3 separate regions of the Homo sapiens genome follow, and all the other regions are linked to region 1. A link is a contact called in ENCODE Hi-C or POLR2A ChIA-PET data. All regions are on one chromosome and are shown on one strand. Each heading gives the region's core, a stretch centred on a gene start or an enhancer-like site at or near the end of the contact. The rest is flanking DNA. Distances are from core to core; before and after follow the strand shown.

What was found. Hi-C counts contacts between places; a loop is a spot of excess contacts on that map. ChIA-PET counts read pairs that join two places held with the same protein, here RNA polymerase II (POLR2A). Pooled maps may share reads with other maps.
Region 2: a loop to region 1 is called in a map of ascending aorta, with 2.7 times the contacts of the local background. The contact joins two enhancer-like sites. A Hi-C loop is called at or near these places in 7 of 168 maps with a recorded cell type or tissue (Right ventricle myocardium inferior, ascending aorta, chondrocyte and 3 more) and 16 of 50 pooled maps. POLR2A ChIA-PET finds 5 or more read pairs at or near these places in 4 of 52 experiments (PC-9, activated CD4-positive, alpha-beta T cell, activated T-cell and 1 more).
Region 3: a loop to region 1 is called in a pooled map, with 2.0 times the contacts of the local background. The contact joins two enhancer-like sites. A Hi-C loop is called at or near these places in 4 of 50 pooled maps. POLR2A ChIA-PET finds 5 or more read pairs at or near these places in 2 of 52 experiments (activated CD4-positive, alpha-beta T cell and activated naive CD4-positive, alpha-beta T cell).

The regions. Positions count from the first base shown.
Region 1 is chr13:111,064,419-111,069,456 of GRCh38, reverse strand. No RefSeq gene overlaps it. Among named protein-coding and RNA genes, the nearest start is that of LINC00368, 29 kb to the left of the region's middle. RefSeq lists enhancers at 2,117-2,176, 4,878-5,038. Within about 2 kb of position 1,961, at least 18 of the 41 ENCODE cell types and tissues checked have a DNase peak (open chromatin) inside an H3K27ac peak, as active enhancers do; they include ascending aorta, where a contact is called at or near this core.
Region 2 is chr13:111,278,979-111,284,016 of GRCh38, reverse strand. ARHGEF7 (Rho guanine nucleotide exchange factor 7) reads right to left here. Exons shown (of 22, transcript NM_001354046.2): 14 at 3,667-3,745; 15 at 3,340-3,479; 16 at 654-878. Among named protein-coding and RNA genes, the nearest start is that of TEX29, 39 kb to the left of the region's middle. RefSeq lists an enhancer at 2,907-4,106. Within about 2 kb of position 2,681, at least 5 of the 41 ENCODE cell types and tissues checked have a DNase peak (open chromatin) inside an H3K27ac peak, as active enhancers do; they include ascending aorta, where a contact is called at or near this core.
Region 3 is chr13:111,260,315-111,265,352 of GRCh38, reverse strand. The region is part of intron 8 of ARHGEF7 (Rho guanine nucleotide exchange factor 7); the gene reads right to left. Among named protein-coding and RNA genes, the nearest start is that of TEX29, 58 kb to the left of the region's middle. Within about 2 kb of position 2,437, at least 2 of the 41 ENCODE cell types and tissues checked have a DNase peak (open chromatin) inside an H3K27ac peak, as active enhancers do.

The sequences.
Region 1 (5,038 bases), core at 712-3,211:
AACTCTCCAGTGCTCATGAGCTGAACCTGAATAGAAAAGACAGCCTCGTCATCTGTGTCAAGTCCTGCTTGCTTAGACACTGTCAACCTTACACTCTCCCCTCCCACAGCTCCATCACCTTCTGGCTTCATTTGAGGGCAGAACTGAAACAATGTTGGAGTGGGTACTACATAGGCCACCTCTGAGAGGGTGAGACATGACAGGGACGCTGGGTTCAGCCTCCTGTTGGGCTCTGAGAAAATGAGGACTTGGTTCAGATGTGTAAGGTTAGACCGTCTTTGTCATCCCAACATTGACACTCAGTTAGGACTTGGGGATAAATCCCTGCAGTAATTTAAACTTACTATGAGATTACTCTGTGCAGAAATAAAGCAAAAGAATTTCATCCACAACACCTTCCATGCATCAAGAATAGACCTCCCTAATTTGAACAGCATCTTAAGATATCTGTGAGAATCCTGCGTGGTAAATACATATTCTGAGTGCTTACAATTTACATAGTTCTTACATCTTAATTACTCTTTTGCTAGTATCTGGCTAAGATTATACTCTTTGGAAAACCCTGGAAAAGCTATACATCAAGTACTATAATAATTCCATGCAATAAAAATACATTTATGATAGCAAATGTGAGCAACGGAGCTCTCATATGCAGCCCGTGGGAGTGTAAATTCGTACAACCGTTTTGGAAACCTGTTTGGCAGCATCTTCTGAGTTTAGTATGTGCACACTCTATGGCCCAGCAATTCTACTCCTAAATATATGCCAATCAGAAATGCGTATATGTGTGCCTAAAGACATGCACAAGAAGGTTTATAACAGCATCGTTCATCACTGCCCCAAGCCCAAAGCAGCCCCGATGCTTGGGAGCGGCTGTTTGGAGATGCCCCTCGTGGTGTGTGCATAAAGGGGAGTACTGCATTGCAGGGCAGTACGCACACATTACACCCCCATAATATGGCTGCACTCAGAATAGGGACAGTCTCACGAGCAAACACTGAGCAAAAGAATCCAGATACATTATATAACTCATTTATATAAAGCTTAGAACAGGCAAGGGTCATCTACACTGGAACAAGTCGGAAGATGGCTATTCTCTGAGGTGGGATAAGGGCTGGGAAGTGTGTGAGGGAGTCCCCTGGTGAGATTCTATGTCTGACCCGAGGCCTGGCCCCATGGATGTGTGAGCCTTTGTAAAAAATGTATATCCAGCTGAACATTTATGATTTGTGAGCTTTTCTATATATATGCTATACTTTCAGTTAAAAGTTGGCTTAAAACTCCATCCATATCCTTTAAAGTTTATTTGAAGACATTTAGGTCAACTAGTTTTGAGACTAGAACCTGTAACTGGAAGCACTGAGAGTGATAAAAGTCCTATAAGATTCAAGGAGCTAGTTAAATCTTCGTTTTAAGAATTGAGTTGAAACTTGAGCTTTTAGGATTTGCTGTTGTCAGTGGGCAGAATATTGATTATAATTAACAATTAACACCCCCTATTGGTCACCAGCAGCAAGTGCAGCGGTGGAACCAATCGATGAAATTGCACAAACGATTGCTAGCTTTAACACTTGTCTTTTTGCTCATAGGCGCGAGAAACCGGTATTAAAATTTAATAGAAAATGTAAAAAAAGAGGTTGGAGCTGTAAGAATTTCGTCTAGTACATGATACGGAGCTGTCATAATCGCAGGTTTGTTTCAGAACATTCCGGGTGCCTCCTTGGACATGGAACTGTCTGGGTTCTCATGGGATCAGAGTCCTCCCTTTCCCCGCCCTGGAGGGCAGGTCCGGTGCCTCTCACGGGCGGCAGCGCAGTCGGGACCCGCCGCCACGTCTCTGGGGCTCGGCGCAAAGCAGCTGCCCCGGGACCGCGTGAGCTAGGACGGCAGAGCCGCCGGGGAGCCGCGCACCTGCGCTGTGAACCTGGGTCCCCTGCACACCGCTTTGTTCACGGCCCGCGGCCAGGCTCCGTGCTGCGTTCCCAGGGTCGGGGCTCCGACCTCAGCAGCTCTGGCGGTCGTGATCAGCCCGGCACCTCCTAACGCTGGGTCAGCCTGTGAACCCCGATCTCACCGGGCCGCAGAGGCGCTCAGCAGCGGCAGCTTTCACCCAAGGGGACCAAGGCGGAGTCCTTCTTGTGGGAATGAAGGTCGCCCTGGTTTAAAGGCACAGTTTGCTTTTTTCCTCTCTCCTTTTTTTTTTTTTTTTTTTTTTTTTTTTTTTTTTTTTTGAGACGGAGACTCGCTCTGTCGCCAGGCTGGAGTGCAGTGACGCGATCTCTGCTCACTGCAAGCTCTGCCTCCCGGGTTCACGCAATTCTCCTGCTTCAGCCTCCGGAGTAGCTGGGACTACAGGCGCGTGCCACCACGCCCGGCTAATTTTTTGTATTTTTAGTAGAGACGGGATTTCACAGTGTTAGCCAAGATAGTCTTGATCTCCTGACCTCGTGATCCGCCCGCCTCGGCCTCCCAAAGTGCTGGGATTACAGGCGTGAGCCACCGCACCCGGCCTGTCCCCTAGCTCTGACTTCTTAACCGGCAACAACGTGGGAGACAGGTCTCCCACGAGGAACGCCTTCCCCAGAGCTCGTGGAAGGGGTGCAGGGGGCTGTGGGGCCCCTTTAAGCTCCCGCAGAAGCTCCTCCTCTGACCCCGCAGGCCCGGGGAAGCGCGGCCTCCCTTCCCGCGCCTGCAAGGGCTCTTCCGCTTAGATACTACGTTCGCTTTCTCTCGAATAAAAAAGTCCCTGTCTCCAATCTGGCCCCAGCTGCTGTGCTCGGACTGGCCTTGACTCCCCAGCGTTCTCTCCCGGAGCCTTCGGAAAGCTCCTCTTCTGTGCATAGGACCAGGGTGCCAAGTTCTCTACGCAGCACAGAACCAGAAACACCAAACGGGGCTCTGTCCTGGAAAGATGAGCACAGAGGCCAAGGCCACGCCGCTGTCAGTGGACTTAAAGAACGCGTTATACGTTTATTTACTCAGACATTCTTATTTTTTATGTTTTTAAATTGTGGCAAAATACACATAACGATTACCATTTTAACCATTTTTAGGCATTTAGGTGCATTCACATTTTTCACAATCAATAGAACATCTTCATCTTGCAAGACCGAACTCTGTCCCCCTTAAATAAGCACTCACTCCCCATTGCCCTCCCCAGCCCCTGGCATCCACCATTCCACTTTGTGTGTCTGAATTTGATTAGTCCAGGGACTAATACTGTTAGCAGCAGGGAATCCGTAGGGTCTGCAGCAACTCGATTCTTGCCTCCTCAGAGGAAAGAATTCGGCCGAGGTGCATAGTGCAGAGTGAGAGGCCAAGGCGAGTTTTAGAGCAGGACTGAGAGTTTATTAAAAAGCTTTAGAGCAGGAATTAAGGGAAGTAAAGTACACTTGGGAGAGGGTGAAGTAGGCGACTTGAGAGATCCAAGTGCAGGGTACAACCCCCCACTTTGGGTTTTATACATGGGCATGGTTCAGGGTTTCCATTTCCCCTTCCTTGACCTTTCCTTGGGGTGGGCTGTCCGCATGCGCAGTGACCGGCCAGCGCTTGGGCGGGGCCGCGTGCGCGCTGTATTACTGAAGTTGTGCACATGCTCACCTGAAGTATTTTGCCCTTACCTGTCTCGTGTTCCTGGAGGAAGGTCACACACCAGTTAAACTACATTTTACCTCTTAGTGCACAGGCCTAAGCCACCTCGCCCCACTCCTGAGATCTTATAGAAAGCTGCTGATCAGTTTCAGGTGTTTTCCAGCTATTGGGAGCCCGCCTTTCCCTGGCACAGCTGCAACCAATTACTATTTTAGAGAACCAGTTTAACCACTGCCTGAGTATCACCTGATGGTCTCCAGAGGTTCCTGGTGGGGTGGGCCCTCTCCTGCCCTGCTCATGTCTGCCTCGCCACTGACTAACAATGAGTGGAGTTCCACAGTACTTGTCTTTTTGTGACTAGCTAATTGTTTTATGTTTATTTTTAACAAAAATTCCTGGACAGTGTTTTGATAAATGATTTTCATGCAGCCTGTTTTATAAACTCCCTGGTTCTTTCTGTGATTGCTATTTTTCTCTTCCTCTCTGTTTAAATGCTTCATTCTACCCTTTCTTCCTGCTCTTGCTTCAGTGCATTTTGTTCTTCCTTTCCTATTTTTTCCTCTTTCTTCCTGTTTTCCATGATGTAACTGGAAGGCAATGTTAGAAATCAATGAGCAGCAGATCCCCCCGAGAACTAAGCACTGCAGTGGGGAAGCCACCCCAGCTTTGTTTTCCGCCACTGCAGACTCATCTGGAAGAATCAGTGTTTTTTCCTTCTCAGCCAGATGGCTGCCTTTGTGTTTCCACCATGGGCCTTCTCTTACCCATGAGAAGGTCTCTTTCCTGCTTTGAGGGAGAGGAGACCATGCCAGGTGCCATGTGGGCTGCCCTGAAGAAAACTGTATGGGCTCACTGAGGCTGCCACATGTTTTACTTTCTGAGAAGATGAGATGAGCCCTCCACATTTCAAGGCTGAGAGCAGAAATGTGACCAGGTGCTGGAGCCTCCAGGACAGTGAAGGAAGGGGTCTGGGTCCCTGCTTAGCCCTGAAGGAAAAGGAGCAGCTTCCAGAAGGCAGTAGGGATGTGGGTGCTGTGACAGGCCGTGCCAGCTTGGTCCTGCATGTGGTTAGAAACCAGGAGCCTTGGCCACCAAGTGGAACCAAAATCTCCCATCCCTGTCTTGTTCTCTTTGCATAGTGTGGACGAAAAGCGTCAAGCTCTGTAAAACATTTGAAGAGGTTTATTCTGACCAAATATGAGGGACCAATGACTTGTGACACAACCTCAGGAGGTCAGGAGAACATGTGCCCAAGGTAGTCAGGCTACACCTTGGTTTTATACATTTTAGGGGGACTTAAGACATCAATCAATACAGGTAAGGTGTACATTCGTTGGGTCAGGAAAGGTGGGACAACTTGAAGCAGGGGCTTCCAGGTCACAGGTAGACTCAAAGAATTTCTGATTGGCAATTGGTTGAAAGAGTTTTTATCTAAAGACCTGGAATC
Region 2 (5,038 bases), core at 1,432-3,931, 210 kb before region 1:
CTTCCTTTCCTCATCCAAGCTGGTTTAGGTAAAAGTGTAAGGAAGTGTTAACACTTCTATTTATTCATTGGAATCGTACTTTATTTGCGCCTAGCAAATATAAAAATGCCGGATGAGAACAGAGACAAGCAAAGACCGCATCATGATTTCTTATGCATCAAAGGGGGAAACCGCCTAAGTGATTGTTTTTCATTTGTATTAGTAAATGTTCTCTTCATCTCAAATGGCTTCTGGATGACAAAATGCAGGGCTCCTGGACAGGATCCCCAACCTAGAGGAGGGGTCGTTAGACGCAGCAGACAGCGTGCAGATGCTGAGCGATGGCCTCACACACAGGGAGTGAAAGCCACCTGGGCTCAGCGCCTTTCCAGCTCCTGGCCCCTGGCGGCACACTCCTCCGGCAAGTGCAGTAAAGGCCCCCCTGTGCATGGCAGAAAGGAGGGGGACCCTGCACATCGCCTTCCCACACAGGTTACCACGGGCCTCTCAGCAGCAGAGCAGATAACCAGAGAACCAAGGCAGACCCCCCCTTCTCAGTTCTCTAGGAGTTAGGGTGCATTTTGCTGTACACAGAAGGCCCAGCACGTGGGCACACCCAGGGCCCGAGGCATGCTCACCGTCATCTGGCTGTTTGAGTGGTCAAGGGACCTCACCTCCTTGTAGCAGAGAGCAGCTGAGGGCCGGAGGGGAGGCGCGGGCCGCAGGCAGCTCAGGCTCCAGGGCTTGGGTGTTTTCGGAGGCTCCAGGGGTCCCCAGTTGATGGTGGTGTGCGGGGTGCCGTGGTGGGAGGGGTGGGGCAGCGTGTGGTAGGCGGGCGTCAGCGGCGCGGGCTTGCTGTCTGCGTGCTTGCTGGACGGAGTGACCGGGTGGGAGGGGAGCTGCCAAGGGCACAGAGCGGGAAGGGCAGAGAACATGAGACTCGCGTGCTCACCGCGAAAGGGCACTTATCACGCACTTCCTTCTGCTCTTTAAACACTCCATGTGAAATAAACCTCAGGATTTATCATTTCATTCGTATCTCTGGCTCTCAGCAGTCAGTTTTTGGGGCCAAACACTAGCTCGCGCCACCTGGGCCGAGCGTGGGGCTCCTCACGGCGTCTGCCCCAGACAGGAGGGGCAGCTCTAGCTGGGGCCCCAGCACTCAAAAGACATCCACTAGCCACATTTATTAGCTACGGAGTAACATTTATAGAAAAAAGGTACTTCATCTAGTAAAAAGATGAGAATTTCACAAAAGCACACAGGGCATGTGGCTGTAAGAAGGAAGGTGATTCCCCCCCAGCCACGTATTATTCTTCACCTGGTGATAAAGTACTGGGCGAAACTAAGGCCTGATCGCCTAGTTTTGTTTTTTAAAAAAGTTTTCCTGGCACACAGGCAGGCCTGTGCCTGTCTAAAACTGCTGTTGTGTTCCAAGGGCAGAGTACAGCTGCAAGAGGCCTGAACCTGTAAAGCAGAGAACGTTTACCATCTGGATCTTTACTGAACACTGCCAAACCCTGGTATTAAAACCAATTATGTTCTTAGAAAACTCAACTTTAATCAAAACAAAGTTAATCAAAAATTAACTTCTTAGAGCGGTGTGCCATTAATGCATTTTATATTCCTGGAAAACCCAAAATATTCCATCACAATGACAGTTAAATGAGAAAAGTTAAATAAGTCATTCTCAAAATCAGCCAATAATGACCTCAAATTAGCCAACAATAGTAAGGTGCATTTAATGGGAGAACAAGCTGTGTGGCGCTGTGAACTGGAAACGGAGTGGGGCCGGCATTCTGAGGAAGTGCGCGACCTTCAAAACACAGGCTGAGAGGGACGGCAGCTAATGCCACAATTTCAAGAATAGAAGCCATCAACTTCCTGCAACGATCACATTCTAGTCCCTGCATGGGGGAGGGAATTGTGTGAGATGCAGGTCATGCTATGAAGCCACTGTAAGGTCATCTTTTCATAGGAAATAATGTATAGATGGATAAAATTATGTAAGACATCCCTTCTAGCAACAACGTCAAAGCAGTGTCTGGTTTTGTTTCTCCTTTCTTGAAAAAGTCAAAGGAAGTATGCTTTATGCTAAAATTAGAAAATGATTTCAGCTGGTCAGAGTTGGATCACAGAATACATCATCCCACACAAGAAACTCTGTAGGAGAATGCAGAACATTTTAAACATGAGGCACAGTGCCTTCCCCGCTGAAGGGATGCCTTCCCAGCCACCAGTGAAAGAAACACTAAGACGGAGGGTCTGGCCACAGAGAAAAGCTGACTTGATATAAAATTGTATGAAGTAGAGTTTCAGGCTGCTGTTGAAAACCTGAGTGAAGCAGCTCATCCACTGTTCTTTATAAACACACGTGTACACACACGTCCCTGGGATAAACTGATCTCCATGAAAGAATGGAGAATTTTAAAATGGTAGAGCCATTAAAAATGAAATGCTAGCTAAAAGCCAATGAGTAGTTACAATCTTTACTGCTGAAAGAAATCAGATGGACTCTGAAACTCTGATGAGAATATCAGAGTACAGCAATCCTTCTTGAGCTACAACCTTCACATGAAGAAGAAAACATGAAAACTGAGCACACGACAGAGCTGATCCTAATAGCCTAATAAGGATGTGAGGAAATCTGTAAGCAGAAAACGCCTGTGTCATCGTCATTCATTCTTTAAAAGCTCTGCCCAGTTTTTCCGTATTACTTGATAAAGATGACGACTGTTAAAACAACCCGATACCAACTTCTTGAGCACAAAACACCAGGAGAGGTTTAAACACTGAAGCTTCAGTGTTCATCTATTCTGAAAAGTTGTAAAAAAAAAAAAAAAAAAAAAAAAAAAAGTCTCTAAATATCCAAAGACTTGTTGAGCTTTTCTAAGTAAAAGACACCTCAATTTCTTAAAATCAACAGTGTGTCATAAATTCTTTTAATGCCTTCAACATGAGTCTGGCCCTTTTCATCATCATAATCATTTATTTTTTGTTTTCTTAAATGAAGCATAATAAACAGTTAAAATTCTCAGAAAAATCATCTATAGTTGAGTGTAAAACTCCCCTAAATCAGTCTTCTAGGGCCACACGGAGCAGAAGCAGCTTCCCACCCAAGCACCTCTGAACTGTGCGTGAGGAGGCACAATTCAGGGTTGTTTCTCGAGAACACTCATTGGAAAACAATTCACTACTGCACGAAGAGGGCCAAAGATCTGCAGAGAAATGTGAAGCAAGTGTTTTGCACTTTTTATCCAAATATTGATTAGGTTTTAAAGCAACTGATCACTTGCTGACAGCTCAGCCACGGGATGCCACGCCTGGAGTCTGGAAGGAGGAGAAGCACCAAGTCCTTACGGTATGAGATGGCACTGAATGAGGCTTTATGGTGGGGTTTCCCACAGACGTGACCTTCGTTTGCTTCTGTAGGTGCTCCACCCATTCCTGCAGATCCTGCTGGTTGTTGCACGACACTAATATCCGCTCAATCATGCTCCCTATAGGAGAGAAGGAAAAAATAGGCCGAGTGGAAACACAGGTAAAAAGCACGTGCGTGCACACCCCCCAGAATTCCACTCAGCGCTTAAACACCACCTTCTGAAATACGCAAGCAAGAATCTGCACGCGGGGACAAGCTGCCTCTCCTCCCCGAGACACAGCACTCACACAGCTTGTGCCTATCACCTGATATTTCAAATGCATTTCTATGATTTTCACTGTCCTCAAGCTTTGTGATTGTCATTCCTGTCGTTGGAAGCTTTCCCTAAAAAAGACCCCCCCCCACAAAAAAAAAAACAATTAGTGCTTTTCTAGAAAAAGGTACCATTATTAAAGTCAATATTAAATGATTTTAGAATTGGTGGAGGAACTGTGTTTGTGAACCAAAAAAAGCTCATTTGTAGCAGATGTGTGTATAATACAAAAATTTTTATCTCAAATAATAAATTATAATACTGTACTGTAAGCAAGAAACTCAACTGGCGACAAGGGACAGAGTGACAAGCCCAAACACACACTGTATCTGATGAGCTGCTACTAAACATAGACACCAGGACAAAAGACATCACACATTATGATTTTTAAAAAACTACCGTGTATAACAGTTGTTTTAAATGATGTTTTTGCAGAAAAGAACCATGTATTTTCCTCGTAAAGAAATGCAGAGGAAGTTCCAAGTTTAAAGTCAAAATAAGGGTGGGAAATTGAGGCAAGAACAAGAATTTCATAACATTCTACTTTGTAAAACAGAAAATAAGTAGTTGTGCTAAATGCTGCACACAATGCACAAAATGGTTGGCAAACCAGTGCTCCCTGAAAACAGAAGAAATCGGTAACTGCACCAGGAAATGTCAATGGAAAGATACCAGAAAGGGGGTACAAAGTGATCATTACAAACAAGTCAGAAGTGAACACAAAACATCCTGGCACAGCTGACAGAAACCACAGTACATGGTGGCCCACCAAGTCCGCAGGAAGAGGCAGTGGGCGTCTGGGCAGCGCTGCCTGGGGAGCACTCCATCAGCTGCGGAGCAGGATTCTACATAAGCACCTCCAGACGGAGTGCTGCTCAACTGGTGTGGGGAACGTGCCCCCACAGAGAATGGGTGGCAGTGCCACAACCTGGCAGGGGCTCAGACCTCCAGCAAGTAAGGGCCAGAGAGGCTGCTGATACCCTACAGTGCCCAGGACAGTCTCACCGAGACCCCCAGCCCCTGGCCATGAACGATCCAGTCCAGAACGTCAGCAGTGCCCAGGCTGAGAAATCTCATCCTAAAGCATGGCCGGTGGAAGAGGAGACTGCTGGACACTTCTGTGGCCAAGCGTATTTAAAAAATGCTACACACTGTGAACTCCTTTCCAAGATTCGTAATGCATATAAGTACTTTAACAGCTGTAAGTCCTACAGAAAATGAAACCGCACAACTGTGTTTAACCTAGCCCCTCTGAACATCGGTGTATAGAACACTATGACTGTGGCTGGACCGAACACTTTTTGGCATCCCCCAAAGCCAGTGTTCTAATGGTAGAAACGGATACCAATGATACAGAGACCATG
Region 3 (5,038 bases), core at 1,188-3,687, 200 kb before region 1:
TTCTTAGTAACTGTTAACCGAGGCTCAAAAAGACTGTTCCTGTTCTCATCAATTTAAGAAAATTTACTGAGCTGTTATCAGTACGTCCTATAATAGCTGTGGAGACAGAAAAGCACAGGAAGTAACGCTGTGACAGAGGTGCCAAATCCCACCACCCACCGTTTTCTCTCCTCAGACTCAAGCATTCCCAGCACAATGGGTCTTCTTTTTTTTTTTTTTTTTTTTTTTGAGATGGAGTTTCTCTCTTGTTACCCAGGCTGGAGTGTAATGGCACCATCTCAGCTCACTGCAACCTCCGCCTTCCCGGTTCAAGCGATTCTCGTGTCTCAGCCTCCCGAGTAGCTGGGATTACAGGCATGCACCACCATGCCCAGCTGGGCCTTCCCTTCTAGACTAGATAACATGTCAGTTTTATAAAACATGGCCTTCAGGAAAGAGGTGAAAATAAACCTCTGCTTCTAAAACATAGCAATATGTAGATGTCAAATGTAGTTACGGTAAATAATACAGACAATAGAAATGTAAAATATAGGTAATAAAAATATCCCACACACGTTCAGGTGGCTGATCTGTGTAAGAACATCTACCAAATGTAAGTGCTCCCTCCACATACTAGTCTCTTCCCTGTGCTGTGTAAAAAAAGGCCAACGCCCTCCTTCAATATTTAACTGTCCATCTCTCTCCCTCTCTTAGCTCTCCTTTGATCTCTGTCTGAGCAAGACATGTCCCCACCCAGAGTACTGGCGGGGGCTCACAGAAGCACAACAGTTACCTGCACGGACTGGGAATTTAGTGGGGTCTGCAACAGCAGGGACCTTGCCCACAGCACAAGGAGGCTAAGGGTTAGGATGCACAAGTCTTCCTGTCGGTGGCGGTGACATATAGATCTCTGCGCAGATGGGAGGCTGTCCCACCTGCCTTCTCTACCATGCTTCTTTACCCTCAAATCCAACAGCCACTAGCCACCTGCAGCTATTTCAAGTAAGGTTAACTAAATTTTTTAAAAAAATTAAAAATTCAGTTCTTCAGTTGCGTTAATCTCATTTCCAGAGCTTCACAGCCCCACGTGGCTAGAGGCTACTGAAATTTGTCTAGCAGATACAGCATGTTTCCATCAATGCAAGCTCTCAACAACACTGGTCTAATTCATCCAAGCCATGTTTCCAAATCCTGAATGTGTCATGCAGTTATTATGGTGCTTTACTGTTTAGTTTATTAAAACACAACAGAAGGCAAAGTAAGCTAGCATCTGCACTGCTGCAGACCCATTTCCAACTGTGAACAGCTAAGCGGGGTTTCCACAACCTACCGGGATTAGCCACAGTTCTGTCCATTTGCAGGGTAGTCACTGACTCAAATTAATTTCAACTACTATATGTATGCAGCACCATTACAAGGCACTGGGAACAGATTAAAAACAGGGTAAGAAACAGTCTCTACCTTAAAGTGAGTTCTATCATTTTGTACAGAAGTAAACTGAAGACAATTATGTAGTCTCAGTGACAGGAGCTACAAACTGCTGCCAGCCTACAGAGGAGGAAGAACACGCCCTTTAAGACACACAGGTTTTGAGAATCTTCTGACATCTGAGCAGGTGATGTTCATCCTCAGAGACACAGTGAAATATCAGGAAGAGGCGGGCTTCTAGAATGACAGGACCCTGCATGCCTCACTAGGAGGACTGAAGAGCACTGGGTAATGATGGAATGCCAAAGGTATACGCACAGAAAACACTGCCAGAGATGTGGCACAGGAAAGTTATTGGATATGTGCTACCCACAATGGGTTAAATTCTTAGGATTGCAGAAATACTGCTCAGTGCTGGGCCATGGGCTATGCTAAGATTTCATCTCCTACCTGGTCCAGTGCCACAGCCCCGATCCATTCAGAAAAGGAAATCTGGATAAACTGATTTTCATTTCTGATATTTCATCAATTAATGAAAATTAAGTCATATTTCAGCATAGCTTATAAACGAACAATTCACGGTACGAGTGGTTTTTCCTATTTAATTCACCGCACTGAGCCTAGGCTCTAGATTTTTATTACCTCTTTCAGTCCCAGACCAATTCTCCCAAGAATTTTCTGTCACTGCCATCACCAAAGTTTCATGGCTGATAAAGCCCTTGTTCATTAATTCAGTAGCAGATAAAGCTCATAAAGGTCAGCTGAGCCCTAGGACTCGAGCATAACGTGCCAACATATTCCACACATAACGCTGCCTAGACACCTGAATTCACACGACAACCAGCCAGACTCACAGAAATCACCATTACAGAATATGAGTTCAGAATTAAAGGAGGGGATGTTCCCCTCGGTTCTCTCTTGTGCTCCATAGGCTGCTCTTCAGAGTGTGATAACATGCAGACAGGGCACCCCACAGGGGCTACATCAAGGCCTTGGGCAGCAGGATGGTGCACATGAGTCATGAGAGGCAGCACGCATCATGCCAGCTGCTCCCACCAGGCCTCCTGGCAGAACCAAAGCCATAATCTAACAGGTGTGATGTTGCATTGTGTCCATGAATGATCTGATGACAGCTAGAGTCACACATACCATCTACATCTTCACAGTAACAGCAACAGCACAAGGTGAAAGGGGGTACCCAAGGGTTTTTTTTCCTTACCCAGAAGATTACTGGGTCTCAGAAAAAACACTTGAGAAATCAAATGCTAAGCAGTTTCCCCCGTAACATGTTTACTCCTAGTGATACTGCTAACTAGACAGAGGAATGGTTCTCAGTTCATCAACAAGTGATTTCAGATGGAAACTGAGATGCCCATGAAGACAGAGCAATGTGCTGGGGGAACCTCCATACACATCTCCAGCCGCAAGGAACCCAGCAGCCTGTCGTGATCAACAGATGGCCTTCAGAGATGAGACTTCACAAGTAGCCTCCTGCTCCCACTCAGGGTGGAGATAGACACACACACACACATGCACACACACACACAGGGACACGGGGCCCCTGTAACCACATGACCTCTGGCAGGTCTCTCTTGTTGACTACCAAAGCTTCTAAGTTCTCCAATTTACTGGCATACAGTTGTTCACAGTAGCCTCTAGTGAGTCTGAATTTCTGCAGTATCAGTTTTAAAATCAGAAACAAAAAAGAAAAATTATTTATTTGGGTCTTCTCTTTTTTCTTAGTCTGACTAAAGGTTTGTCAATTTTATTTTTTCAAAAAAGCCACTTTTGGTTTCATCGATCTTTTGTAATATTTCAAATTCATTTACTTCCACTGTAATCTTTATTATTTTCCTTCTACAATTTTGGGTTTGGTTTGCTCCTGCTTTTCTTGTTAAGATGCATCATTAAGGTTGTTTATTTGAAGTTTTTCTACTTTTTGATGTAGTTGCTTACAGCTACAAACTTCCTCTTAATACAGCTTTTGCTGTACCCCATAGGTTTTGGTATGCTGTGTTTCCACGATCACTTGTTTCAAGAAATTTTTAAATTTTCTTAATTTCTTCATTGACCCACTGGTCATTCAGGAGCACACTGTTTAATTTCCATGTGTCTGCATAGTTTCCAAAATTCCTCATTATTGATTTCTAGTTTTATTCCATTGTGGTCAGAAGAATCTTGATAAAATTATATTTTTTTAAGAGATGAATCTCATTTTTAAAAAAATTTTAAGACTTGTTTTGTGCTTAATATAGATGATCCTTAAGAATGATCCATGTGCTAAGAAAAGAATGTGCATTCTGAAGCCACTAGAGGAAATGTTCTGTAAGTATCTTTAGATTGATTTGTTCTAAAGTACAGATAAAGTCAAGTGTCTTTGTTGCTTTTCTGTATCAAAGATCTGTCCAGTGCTGAAAGTGGTGTGTTGACATCTCTAGCTATTATTGTATTGGGGTTTATCTTTAGTTCTAATAATACTTGCTTTATATTATCTGGGTGCTCCAATGTTGGATGCATATTTACAACTGCTATATCCTCTTGCTGAATTGACCCCTTTATCATTATATAATGACTTTCTTTGTCTCTAGCTTTTGTCTTGAAATCTATTTTGTTTGATATAAGTCTAGCTACTCCTGCTCTTTTTGGTTCCTATTTGCATGGAGTATCTTTTTCCATTCCTTTATTTCCAGTCTATAGGTGTCTTTATAGATCATTGGGTTTTTTGTCTTTTTGGTTTTTTTTAATCCATTCAGCCACTCTACGGCTCTTGATTGCAGAGTTTAGTTCATTTAAGTTCAATGTTATTATTCATAACCATGGACTTACTCTTGCCATTTTGTCATTTGTTTTCTTGTTTTGCAATCTTCTCTTCCTTTTTTCCTTCCTGTCTTCCTTTTAGTAAAGGTGATTCTCTCTGGTTTTATGTTTTAATTTCTTGCTTTTTATTTTTTATGGATCTATTGTATGTTTCTTAATTTGAGGTTACCATGGACTTCCAAATAATAAAACCCATTATTTTTAAATGACAACATTGATTGTGTAAACAATGTAACAAGCAAGGAAACAGAACATTAATTAAAAACTCTACACTTTAACTTTGTCCTTGTGCTTTTTAACTTTTTGTTGTTTCTACTTATATCTTACTGTACTGTCTTGAAAACTTGTAGTTTTTTATCAGTTCATCTTTTAACCTTTCTACTCAAGATATGAGTAGTTTACACATAGTGTTATACTATTCTGTATTCTTCTGAGTACTATTACCAGTGAGTTTTGTACCTTCAGGTGATTTCTTATTGCTCACTAACATTATTTTCTTTCAGATTGAAGAACTCCCTTTAGCATTTCTTGTAGAACAGGGCTGGTGTTAATAAAATCCCTCAACTTTTGTTTGGGAAAGTTTTTATTTCTCCTTCATGTTTGAAGAATATTTTTGCTAGATATACTATCCTAGGATAAAAGGTTTTTGCTTTCAGCAATTTAAATATGTCAGGCCCACAGTCTCCTGGCCTGGAAGCTTTCCACTGAGAAGTCTGCTGCCAGATGTACTGGAGCATCTTTGTATGGTATTTGTTTCTCTCTCTGCTTTTAGGATCCTTTCTTCATCATTGACCTATGGGAGTTTGCTTATTAA